3 separate regions of the Homo sapiens genome follow, and all the other regions are linked to region 1. The links are chromatin contacts, found by Hi-C or POLR2A ChIA-PET in ENCODE. All regions are on one chromosome and are shown on one strand. The core of a region is the stretch at or near the end of the contact, and the rest is flanking DNA. Distances in the headings are between cores, read along the strand shown.

Region 1 (4,217 bases), core at 1,107-3,606:
AGCCTGTTGGGTAAAAGCTATGCCTCATGCTGTACTTTGTGCAATATCTCACGTACTTCTTGTTCTCAGCAAAATGCAAAATAATGATCTGCCGTTCCATTTACAGAAGGATTTCTAGATTTGGAGAGAAATACCTGTTCGTGTTGAAATGGCAAGGAAAAGGGGTACATCATTAGCTTGACAGTTCTCCAGCTCTCAAGTCTCAAGTCTCCCCTAAGAAATCCCAAAGGCCATAAAGCCCCATGCCTAGTCTGAGCAAGTGGAGTCTGTCTTCTTATACCCTTGTTGAAAGAAAGGGAGAGGTCAGTGCTTGAAATCTACCAGATGAGAATATTAAAATAGGAAACTGTAAAAGAATATAAAGCATAGCAAAAATTGTCTTGATCATAAAAGAATAGCTCTCCATATTTTCTTAACATTTCTGTTTTGATTCAAAAAAGAAACTGACTCATCACAAGAAACAGTTTGCTCTTGCACACAGAGTTGTAGCAGCCAGGCTTGATCCCTGGGAGTAGGGACCGCAGGAGTGTGAGCTCCTGCAGCAGGGCCTTGTCGGTTTCCAGGACCTGTGTTAGGTTTTTGCTGTGAGGGATGTCGCCTTTGAATTTGGGAACAGCTAATATCCAGAATCAATTTTTTAAAATCTGAATGGCAGAGAGAATTTCCCACAAGTGTTTAGTGTATGTGACAAAATATAAAGTGAGTTGTCTATTTAATAAGAAATTCTTTTGCTAAACGGACCTCAAAAGAAATGCTTGAAGCTCCCAGCACTCACTCTGCCCTTCAGGGACAGAATTTGCCCTTCACCCACAGCAGGCCTTTGTGTGTGTGCTTGCTGAATGAATCCATGAGCCTATGCAGTTTTCTTCTACCAGTTTTCATCTGTGAAATCCCATTCATCCTGCAAGACCCATTTCAAACGCAGCTTTGAATCCAAAAATGACTTTCTGTGGAAATGAATGGTGCGTGCACATGTGTGTTTGTTCCAGCCTTCTGTCAGCTCTTGGAGGCAGGGACCTGGCCCTATTCCCATGCGTATCTCTGGAATGCTGAGCCCACAGTGCAGGTAATACCTTGCAGAGTGAAAGAGGGCATTTGAGATCCCCTGTGAGACTCACTCAGAGTGGACGTGCCGCACGACCTCTTGCTGGTGACTGGACCTTTCTGTGTGGTGGCTTCTCCAAAGAGGGGACACCAAGCCCTTGGTGCAGGGCCATGACGAGGACTAAAGGAGGTTTGTATGAAGGGGCCTAATGCAGGGTTTGAATGCAGTAGATGCTTCTAACGTACCAGCTCCTAGTTCTTGCTTTTTTCCATCGTTTCGCTTAAAGCTCTTACCTAGAACTTCACCACCATTGAGGATCACAGAACCATTTTTTCTTCCCAATGAAGAAATAGTTTCAAAACAATTCTGAAGATCTCAAGTCTCAAAGAGGTTATGTGCCTTAAGGCCCTCGGCTTGTCAGAGGGCAGACCTCCGTGGAACATGGTCTATTGCAAAGGACCAGCTTTCTTCAGTATCTGAAATATGTTTTTGTTATACTATCCTTGAATTGTGTTTTTGATTTTCTGTTCTAGTCTGTGCTTTCATCTTTGTTTTAAATTTGAATTTGAGTTCAAGGCTCTTCATCATCATGTCTGATTGAAATATAAGATGACAAATCTAGGGAAAATCAGGTTGCCACATAATCTAGCACAGTTATTTGCACATGTATGCTTACAATATAAGTACCTCTCTAACCCTACAGCATACTAGAGTTTGTAAGAGAAAAAACAAGCAGAGCTGACTGTGTTTTGGACTGGTAATGAAATGGTATCAAGGAGTCTTCCAGCTGACAGCCTCATAGGCCTTCCTGCAGTCACCATTGTGTCCCCCGCTGCCTACGAGGTTTCTTCTTCCACAGCCCACCCTGTGTAAATGCCTGGCCTTCCTTCTGACAGCTGTGTGCTGTGTGTTCAGACCTGTACTCCTTCAAAATACCTCAGAAAATATGGAAGTATTTCTAAGGCCTTCCATTCAAAGAAGAGGCATAGGCGCTCTGTAATTGTTTAGTAACTTTTTTTTGTTTATACTTCTCATGTCTTATGGCAATAAATCTATTTTAATGCTTTTGTACAGCTTGGCTAGCCAATGGTTCAGTTATCTGTTGCTTTGCAAGAAACTTTGTGGATTGTTGATCATTCTCCCTCTTGGTTCTGTGAGTGGGCAGTTCTCCCTCGGGTCTCTCTTGGGGCTGCAGTCCGATGACGTTAGGGCTGGACTCACGGGAATGCCCAGTGGGGCTGTATGCCCAAGACGGCTTTTTCACGTGCAGCTTGGCGCCTCAGCTGGGTGGCCGGGCCAGCTGGGGCCGTCTCCTACGTGACTAACGCACTTCCTCATAGGAAGGCCTCTCCAGGCGGTTGCGCCTCTCCCACGGCAAGCTTTCCCAGAGGCGCAGGTGGCAGCAGCAAGGCTTCTGATGAGCAAGTCTCAGAAAGCCAATGGCTTCGCTTCTCCTACGTTCACAGAGAGGGGGCTACACGGGCAAATCATAGCAGGTTTTGCCCACGAGGGCATGGTGGGAGTGAGGGGAGCTGGAAGGAGATGTCATTTTTGATTAGCTACCACAGCCGGAAAAACCAACTGTATATATTTTCCCATTTTATAACGTTTGCACGTTTATTAATATGTCTAATTTTATAGTTACTCTCAGAATTTTTGAGGTCTCTTTTATCTCACTTCCTGCTTTGCATACGTTTTTAGGACTGTGTGGGTAATATCCCAAAAGTTGGTTAAATGAGCCTTGAGTTGCTGACAGAGGCTTCTGTTACCGTCTCTAAGTGAGTGTTCAGTGCCGTCTTTAGAGGAGTATCTTTCCTTTCCTTTGTCCAGTGAGAACACAGCGGAGTATTCAGAGCTTGCCTCTGGGAAATGCCTCCTCCCTGCTCTCCAGCTAGCGTTGAGGAGGTGGCTGGAGGAGGGAAGCCCTCTGTGTCCTGGGGCTGGCCGCCAGTTCCCTCGTGACCTTGGGCCAGTGATCACACATGCTCGGCCTCGGTTTCCTCTCTTTGAATATATCAATCAACTTGTTAGCTTTATTAATGTCCTTTATCTTCTCTTCTCTTTGCATTGGCCCTCTGTTTAAAATTGGTCTTTCTAGTCCATAAGCAGGTGTAAGAGATAAGCTGCTGTTTCGCAGCAGGCTCCTGGGAGCACAGGTTGTGTTACTGAGGCAGAATCGTTAGTCTTCCTAACATCCCTGCAGGGACAGTTCTCCTGACAGGAATTGATAAGGGCACATTATGTAAAATCTGGAGGGCAAGCCTTTCCCTTTTAGGTCAACACTCACCCGCAAGCTAAAAAGGCTAATCAACAGAAGCATTTTCTGTGTTCATTCCAGAGAATTTCCCAGGGGCACAATAAATCTAGCCTGCCTGTTTACAGGAACATTGTTATTTAACAAGCTAGTTTCCAAGCTTAAGAGTTTTCGGTTTCATCAAATCTAACCCAGCTTGCTAAATGCCTGACATTCATTATTGTCTGCTCCGGTTCCTCTGTGTATTATAAGATAATTTTGCATACTTAATATAAAGATAGTTTTTACACACAGGACTAACCTTAAATTTATTAGAAAACTATTCTAAACTCTTGGATCCCTTTCTCTTTTTTTTCTTAACCATTTACCTATGATTCCATCCTGTCTTTAACCTGCCCACTAGTACTTCTAGCTAGCTAGTTTATCTGATTTACACATTCAGTAATTTATTTGTTCATCCATCTAATGTTATTTTGAGCCTCTGCTCTGGGCTATATAAATGTGATATTAGAAAGAGGAAAGGGACAGGCACAGTGGCTCACGCCTGTAATCCCAGCACTTTGGGAGGCTGGGCGGTGGGGGGCGGGGTGGTGGATTGCCTGAGGTCAGGAGTTCGAGACCAGTCTGGCCAACATGGTGAGTCTGGCCAACATGGTGAAACCCCATCTGTACTAAAAATACAAAAAAATTAGCCAGACGTGGTGGTGGGCACTTATAATCCCACCTACTCGGGAGGCTGAGGCAGGAGAATCACTTGAACCAGGGAGGTGGAGGTTGCAGTGAGCCGAGATCGCGCCACTGCACTCCAGCCTGGGCAACAGAGTGAGACTCTGTCTCAAAAAAAAAAAAAAAAAAAAAAAAAAAAAGAAAGAAAGAAAGAAAGACAGGGGAAAGGATATCGTTCTGCCTTCAAGATGC
Region 2 (4,028 bases), core at 1,312-3,811, 49 kb after region 1:
ATTTAGATATTAAAAATACCACTGAAAAATTTTAAAGTGATACTATTAGTCACTGAAATACTAAATATAATTTTTAAAGAATAATATTTTCAAGATGAAATATTTTTGTTTGATTTCATTTTTTAAACCATGGCAAAGATAAAACTGTTAAATATATAACTATTTTTAATTAGTGACAAATAGTTGCAATCTAGCATTTAAATTACACATTGGGCAACTTGTAAAAGTGACAAATAAGGAAAAGTGAAAAATGTCAGTGCATTTGTAGATAGTGTCTCTAGATTTAGGTGCTATTAAAGACACCACACCTAGTTCTAGGCAGCTTATGCAATTGCACATCTTCTTAAATGGTAAAGATAATGTGAAAGGTCTTTCATCACCACCTTTTAAAATTAAAAAATACTTCCCAAACCTTTTTAAATGGTGTTTGCATATGAAGAAATTTAATCACAATTTTTTTTTTTTAATGGGGTCTCACTGTTTCCCAGGCTGGTCTCAAACTCCTGGCCTCAAAGAATCCTCTGGTCTTGGCCTCCCAAAGTGCTGGGATGATGATGATGATGATGATGATGATGATGATGATTTGAGACGGAGTTTCGCTCTTGTTGCCCAGGCTGGAGTGCAATGGCATGATCTCAGCTCATTGCAACCTCCGCCTCTCGGGTTCAAGCGATTCTCCTGCCTCAGCCTCCTGAATAGCTGGCATTACTGGCGTCTGTCACCATGCCCGGCTACTTTCCTATTTTTAGTAGAGATGGGGTTTCACCATGTCGGCCAGGCTGGTTTCGAACTCCTGACCTCAAGTGATCTGCCTGCCTTGGCCTCTCAAGTGCTGGGATTACAGGCTTGAGCCACTGCGCACGGCCCCAAGTGCTGGGATTATAAACGTGAGCAACTACGCCTGGCCACCATTTTTTTTTTTTTTTTTTTTTTTTTTTTTTTTTTTTGAGACAGAGTCTTGCTGGTTGCCCAGGCTGGAGTACAGTGGCACGATCTGGACTCACTGCAACCTCCGCCTCCTGGGTTCAAGTGATTCTTCTGCCTCAGCCTCCCGAGTAGCTGGGACTACAGGCACGCGCCACACCAGGCTAATTTTTGTATTTTTAATAAAGACGGAGTTTCACCATATTGGCCAGGCTGGTCTCAAACTCCTGACCTCGTGATCCGCTCGCCTCGGCCTCCCAAAGTGCTGGGATTACAGGCGTGAGCCACCACGCCTGGCCCACAATTCTTAAAAGAATAAATAATACTTTGTCCAAAAGCAAAACAATTACAACATGACTTTAAAACAAAAATGACTTCAACCATTTTTATGAAGAACAAAAAGGAATAAGGGTTTGGTTTGCAGAAGGCTCTTTTCTGGTTCAGACAGCTTTGGGTTGCAAGATGTGTGGCACTTCGAAGCCTTAATTGATACTTATGTATCACCTACACATACTTCTTTGTTAAATTTGTTCTTTTCATACAGTTGAATTCTAAAGAGAAAACCATTGTCTAAAGCCTGATGTTTATGATTTCTTCCATTTCTTCTGTGCCGGTTGTGGCACTATACCAGATACTTTAAAGATGTTATCATTGATGTTACTAAGGATTTCTGGCATTTTTTGAAGACCTTTACATTTACAAGTGTAGATTAGTGAGTCTAGGATTGGTTTCTTACCATGTTCCTTGGTGTTTAGCAAAGCCGTCAACATTGTGGGAAGTTTGTGTAGTGGCTGATTAAACTGGACCATGGACTGCACGTGTTTACACCCTTTTCTGCCCAACTTTGAGTTGGAGGGACAGCATTGGAATGCAGGGCAGCTTGACCCGTTCGGTCAACAAGAATTTCAGCAATCTTGATGGCCAAAAATAAACTTTTCAAGATTCCTGTCTAGATGGGCGGGAAAGAGACTTTGGATATATCTTGAGGTCTAATGTGGGGTGTGGGCCGAGATGTCACAGGTCTCTAGGGTGTTTCTCAGGCTGCTGCCTCCGGGTGCCCATGACCTCATCACCAGTTTCAGCCTTGGCAGTCGGCGCCGGTGAACGAGAGCAACGCTTCTGACCCTGCCGGAGCTCCTCGGAGATGAAAGCCATGACGCGCCTTGCAGAAAATGCATTCCGCCTTCCGTGGGAACAACGCCGAGGCACGCGGTGACAGCCGTGACCATGCTGTTTGCCCAGTGAAGGAAACAACTGTCGGGTATCGGCTCTGCCGGCCTTTCCAGCCGCACTCATGCATGGGGCTCACCCCATGATGTGCGTGGCTTGTCGAGGAGCAAGTGGACAAGTCTCTTAAGGAAAGCTTTGGTGCACAGGCGCTTTCTCCTTGGGGGCGAATTCTGCCAGACCTTGGATAAAAACAAACAGGAAGACTCGCACGGCAGCGGAAACTGTCTTCCAAGTTACTTGGGTTACCCGGCTTTTCCTTCCGCGCTTGGGGTCGGGACCCCGGCCGCTCGTCCCGCCCCCTCCCCCGCCGCGGCCCCGCCCCCTCCCCGCCTCGCCTCGCCTCGCCTCGTCCAGCCCCGCCCCCGCCGGGCCGGGCATGCTCAGTGGGCCGGGCCGGCAGGTTTGCGTGGCCGCTGAGTTGCCGGCGCCGGCTGAGCCAGCGGACGCCGCGTTCCTTGGCGGCCGCCGGTTCCCGGGAAGTTACGTGGCGAAGCCGGCTTCCGAGGAGACGCCGGGAGGCCACGGGTGCTGCTGACGGGCGGGCGACCGGGCGAGGCCGACGTGGCCGGGCTGCGAAAGCTGCGGGAGGCCGAGTGGGTGGCCGCGCTCGGAGGGAGGTGCCGGTCGGGCGCGCCCCGTGGAGAAGACCCGGGCGGGGCGGGCGCTTCCCGGACTTTTGTCCGAGTTGAATTCCCTCCCCCTGGGCCGGGCCCTTCCGGCCGCCCCCGCCCGTGCCCCGCTCGCTCTCGGGAGATGTTTATTTGGGCTGTGGCGTGAGGAGCGGGCGGGCCAGCGCCGCGGAGTTTCGGGTCCGAGGAGCCTCGCGCGGCGCTGGAGAGAGACAAGATGTCCGCCAGAGCTGCGGCCGCCAAGGTGAGCGCCTCCGCGGCCGCCAGGGCCAGACCGGGCCGACCGTCGCCGCCCGCCCACCGGCATCTGGCCCGCGTCCCGCCCTCCCTCGCTGGCGGCTGTCTGGGCCCCGGGGCGGCGGGGTGGGCAGGGCTGGCGCGGGGCCGCGGGCCGCGGGCCGCGGGCCGCGGGGAGCCCCTCGGGCGGGGGCGGCGCGGGCCGCACTGGGGGCGGCCGGGGAGGGGGCTGCGGGCGCCCGGCCGCCGTACTGGGCAGGTGCATAGCTGCCGGCGCCTGTGCCTGGCTGCGGCTCGCTGAGGGCGGGGACACGCAACAGGTCCCTCGCGGAGAAACTCGGCTCCAGTGAGGGTTCGGGGGCTGGAAGCCGGCTCTCAGCGGGTCGGGGCTTGGGGTGCCACCTCCTGCTGGCCGGGAGCTGCTGTCTTTGGAGGAGTGGTTGGTCCCCGGCGAAACCCTGTAGTTTCGATCTGATGTCACTCCCTGCGGTATGCGCACGCCAGCGATAAGGCTTTGAGACTGCAAAACACTCCACTCAGCCTGTGAGGCGTAGTAGGTCGGGTTTTCTTTCATGCTGTATTACTTATTTAAGGTAACTTTGAAAATAACCTCTTTAACATTTAATAATTTAACTTGAATTAAACTTTCACAAGTAATACAAAGTATTCCTACGAATGGACAATAAGATGAGCACTTAAAAATTAGTAAAGGCCGGTGAGTTCAGCCGAAAAAAGTAACGTTTTTCCTGTTACTTTTCCTATGTGCTCTGAAATATTATTGCATTTTCCCATTGCTTTGAAACTAACTTGTGTATTACATTAAAAAGCCAAAGTTCCTGAAAAACAGCTAGGATGCTCCTCCCATTTTGTATATTAATTTTTTCATCATAAAATAGTACTTGTTATTTCAAACAAAGGAATACAGAAATGTGAGGAGTAAAAAATCTCCCCTTTAAAGAATATCAATTCATTACTTCAAATAGTATCGAGATACTTGGGCAGGTAGTG
Region 3 (3,910 bases), core at 873-3,372, 53 kb before region 1:
TTTTATTTCTTTGGGTCTTTAATAATTTCAAATGTACTCATTGTAGAACTTCTATCTGATAATTATATTATCTAGAGTTTTTTTAAATTTCTGTAATTTACACAAGTAGCTTGAATACTAGGGTAATTTTTCAGGCAAGAGTTTTTCTTTTTATCTTTTTAACATTTATTTCAAAACGTGTCAGTCATTTTCACTACTAAAATCCAGAGAAGACACCAAAGTGAAGACAGGATTAGAAAATATGACCAGTGAAAAATAAATGAGAAACAGAAAATATGTCTTGAAAATATTCCTTACAATAAGAAGCAATCAAAAGTAGAAATCAAGATGAAGAAAGTAGAACCAGATTAGGTATTATTAAGTCATTGTCCGTCACACATATTAATTCATTTCTTGTCCCCAAATACTTTTTTTTTTTTTTTTCTGAAATGGAGTTTTGCTCTTGTTACCCAGGCTGGAGTGCAATGGCGCAGTCTTGGCTCACTGCATCCTCCACCTCCCGGGTTCAAGCAATTCTCCTGCCTCAGCCTCCCGAGTAGCTGAGATTACAGGCATGCTCCACTATGTCCGGTTAATTTGTTGCATTTTTTTGTAGAGACGGTTTCACCATGTCGGCCAGACTGGTCTTGAACTCCTGACCTCAGGTGATCCACCTGCCTCGGTCTCCCAAAGTGCTAAGATTGCAAGTGTGAGCTTCTGCGCCTAGCTCTTGTTCCCAAATGCTTCTTTACTATTTGATAGGTTCATGTGGTTGTGGGATTTTTGACTGCTTGTGGGAATAAGGATAAAGATTATGCAGTAAAGCTCTTTTAAAAAAATATCAGCTTTTGCTTATAAACTCTAGACTTATTTACTGTACTTTAAAAGTTCACAAAAACACTTCTATTTCTTTCACCTCATTTTTATCCTTGTTTCTTTGGTTTTCATTAAGTCTGTTGTCTGAGCATAGAGCTTATTCCACTGGGGGGAGTGTGGGTCCTGGCATGGTGAGCTAACTGCTGCACTAGCTGGCGGCTCCCTCCCTCCAAGGCTTGCTGGCCACCAGGAGGTGCTGCTGAGGGGTCTGAAAGTGGCTGTGGGTTAGAGGGGATGCCCAGGCAAACATTATTGGAGGGAAAGATTAAGAGATGGCAGGGAACAGAGGATGCAGGCCACTAGAGAAAGGAGCTAATATGTTTTTTATCTTTCTCTCTGTGACAGTCAAGATCTGCTTGTGTCAATAATGAAAAGCGTTGAACTTTACCCTTTCAGTGTTGAATTTTATGGTCTGTGAAATATCCTTCCATAAAGCTGTAAAAATGGAAGGTCTACCTGTCAGAAGAGCTGAAGGAGAATGTGTCAGAGACTGCTGACCTGCCTATGGACCCAGGAGCCTGCTGACTCAGTGTGACACATACCTTTAAGAACAGCCCATACTAGAAAAAAGGGTGCGTGTATTTGTGTATTTCTAAGAATAATGTCCCAGCCTCTTGGTGAATGCCACGGCTTAGAGGGTGTAACCTCCCTTTTGAAGATGAGGAAACTCAGGTATGGAAGTACTGAGTAGCTTTCTTGAGTAACCAGGAGAAGAAGAGGAGTAGCGCCTGAGTGTCTGCCCTCATGACCTCACCACACACCTGGTGGCAGATGTGCCAGAGTTGTCAGGGCTTCCTGATGCCCTCTGTCCTCAGTCCTCAAAGATGTGGGTGCTATCAGATCCTGGGCTGGAGAGCACTTGCTTCCTCATGCTGTGTGACATCTGGAACATGCTGTGAGAGTAGAATAAGAATTCCAAGTAAAATTATACAGTATATTCTGAAAGAAAGGTAAATTTTGCATACCCAGCCTGCAGAAAGTGTAACAGCTTGTGGTGACCAGGACTGGTTGCTGCCCCTCTGAATCACGCTTTAGACAAGTGGTTGGAAATTGTAGACTGCCACAACCCCTGGTTGTTTGCATAGCATAATCAGCTCTCTGATTATTTCCTGTGACTGGAGTGGGTTCAACAAGAAGATGCTACAGGGAACTGCTGGCACAGGTAGACACAGCCACCATTCCCATGGGATTAGCCTTGCTGTTCACAGCCACTGCATTCTGGGAGACTTCCTGCCCCAGCATTTCAGCAAAAGCTAAGTACCTTGGAATTTAAGCACTGGGACTATGGGGAGGAGTCAGAGCTGCCCCGTGGGCCTAGCCCCTACCAGCATTCCCAGCATTCCTTAGATAACAGCTAACTGCAGCCGACTTGCAAACCGGCCCTAGGGTTAAGATCTCCGTTTAGGAGAGCAACCAAGTTGAATCTCATGGCTGAGATTTCTGGGAAAGAGCCTGTCATTAGCCCACCCCATCCCCAGATTAGCCCCTGCTCCTGAGACTAGGCAGTGTGGTCACATTACACCAAGACAGTGGCTCTCAAGGAAAGGGATGGTATTCAGAGAAGGCAGTAGGTGCTCCCACATCCATGTTGTTGTAGAAATGTATAATATACATAAAAGGGATCACATTATATATACACTTTTATGTTCTGCTTTATTCACTTATACATCATGAACACTCTATAGTTCATATTCTTTGAAAACATTTTAATGTCTTTTTGCTATCTCTTGTATGGGCATATTATGGTTTATTGATTCTTCTACTGTTAAACATTTAGATTTTTTGCAGTTTTTTCCAATTATAAAAATTATTGGCTGAGCATGGTGGCTCATCCGTGTAATCCCAGCATGTTGGGAGGCCGAGATGGGCAGATCACTTGAGCCCATCTCAGAGTTTTGAGACCAGCCTGAGGAACATGGCAAAACCCTGTCTCTACAAAAATTAGCTAGGTGTGGTGGCGTGTGCCTGTAGTCTCAGCTACTTGGGAGACTGAGGTGGGAGGATCATTTGAGCCCAGAGAGGTTGAGGCTGAAGTGAGCAGTGATTGTGCCACTGAACTCCAGTTTGGGTGACAGATTTAGTTTTTGTATTTCCTTATTAAAGGTTTCAAAAAGATCACCTCTGAATTAAAGGATAAGAAATTTTAGCTGTCATTATGTACTGTCAATATGTCAGATAGCTTTTTAGAAAGGTGGAGTAACAAATGAATATAGAGCTGATTTGTTGCATGCCAGTGGTGAAACTCACACACATTAGAATAACACATAGGCATGTTTAGCTGTAAGCATGAGGGTACTCAGGTGGCAGGGGTCACGCAAACATTCCACATATGGGAGAGCTTTTGGTTTTTAACAGCTTTATTGAGAGAATTTAAATGCCATACAATGCACTCATTTAAAGTGTACAATTCAGTGGCTTGTATTATATTCACAGAGTTGAATATACTACTACATGCATAGAGTTGAATATGCATCCATCACCACAGTCATGTTTAGAGTATTTTCATTACCAGCTGTCACCCCCTACTACCTCCATCCCAAGTCTGCAACCACTAATCTACTGTCTTTATAGATTTTCCTATTTGGGATATTCCATGTAAATAGAATCATATAATATATGGTCCTTTGTGTCTGGTCTTTGACTTTGCATGCTGTTTTTAAGGTTCATCCATGTTGTAGCATGTATCAATACTTCATTCCTGTTTATTGCTGATAGGAGAGCTTATATCACATCAGCAGAAGGGCCTGTGAGTCTGCGGTTAGAGAAAGGGAATTGAGGACCCATTTGGGAGCAGTGATCATGAATTATAGTGGCACTGATTTTCTTTATTATGTGACTTTCTCCAGCATCCTTACATTTTCAGTGACTGTAGCAGTAGTCATTTTTGTGAATGTACCTGTTTATTTACCCTATCCATTATTAGTGGATAAGTCTTTCCTAATCTTCACTCTTTTGAAAACTGCTTCAATAGATAGATCTTTGAACATTTATGTGATTGTCTTTTGTGGGTGAATTTCTAGAAATAGATTTGGTGGGTGAAGGGGTATGGTCAGTT

Evidence for each region. A loop is a pair of places that touch in the nucleus more often than their neighbours do. ChIA-PET counts read pairs that join two places held with the same protein, here RNA polymerase II (POLR2A). Pooled maps may share reads with other maps.
Region 2: a map of ovary shows a loop between it and region 1 (10-fold over the local background). The contact joins the promoter of TJP1 here to the enhancer-like site in region 1. A Hi-C loop is called at or near these places in 37 of 168 maps with a recorded cell type or tissue (Caco-2, IMR-90, Right ventricle myocardium inferior and 20 more) and 26 of 50 pooled maps. POLR2A ChIA-PET finds 5 or more read pairs at or near these places in 7 of 52 experiments (AG04450, BJ, HEK293T and 2 more).
Region 3: a loop to region 1 is called in a map of heart right ventricle, with 1.9 times the contacts of the local background. The contact joins two enhancer-like sites. A Hi-C loop is called at or near these places in 17 of 168 maps with a recorded cell type or tissue (Caco-2, IMR-90, Right ventricle myocardium inferior and 8 more), 1 of 37 single-sample maps with no recorded cell type and 12 of 50 pooled maps. POLR2A ChIA-PET finds 5 or more read pairs at or near these places in 7 of 52 experiments (AG04450, Caco-2, HEK293T and 3 more).

What each region holds. Positions count from the first base shown.
Region 1 is chr15:29,869,744-29,873,960 of GRCh38, reverse strand. It overlaps a transcript of TJP1 not described here. Among named protein-coding and RNA genes, the nearest start is that of TJP1, 49 kb to the right of the region's middle. RefSeq lists enhancers at 554-1,053, 1,054-1,555. Within about 2 kb of position 2,356, at least 15 of the 41 ENCODE cell types and tissues checked have a DNase peak (open chromatin) inside an H3K27ac peak, as active enhancers do; they include adrenal gland, ascending aorta, dorsolateral prefrontal cortex and 8 more, where a contact is called at or near this core.
Region 2 is chr15:29,821,001-29,825,028 of GRCh38, reverse strand. It overlaps TJP1 (tight junction protein 1), which reads left to right and starts at 2,561. Exons shown (of 28, transcript NM_001330239.4): 1 at 2,561-3,027. The coding sequence starts at 3,001. LOC124903451 (a long non-coding RNA gene) reads right to left here and starts at 521. Exons shown (of 2, transcript XR_007064546.1): 1 at 413-521.
Region 3 is chr15:29,923,128-29,927,037 of GRCh38, reverse strand. It overlaps a transcript of TJP1 not described here. Among named protein-coding and RNA genes, the nearest start is that of TJP1, 100 kb to the right of the region's middle. RefSeq lists a silencer at 858-1,152 and an enhancer at 2,735-3,284. Within about 2 kb of position 2,122, at least 11 of the 41 ENCODE cell types and tissues checked have a DNase peak (open chromatin) inside an H3K27ac peak, as active enhancers do; they include heart right ventricle, where a contact is called at or near this core.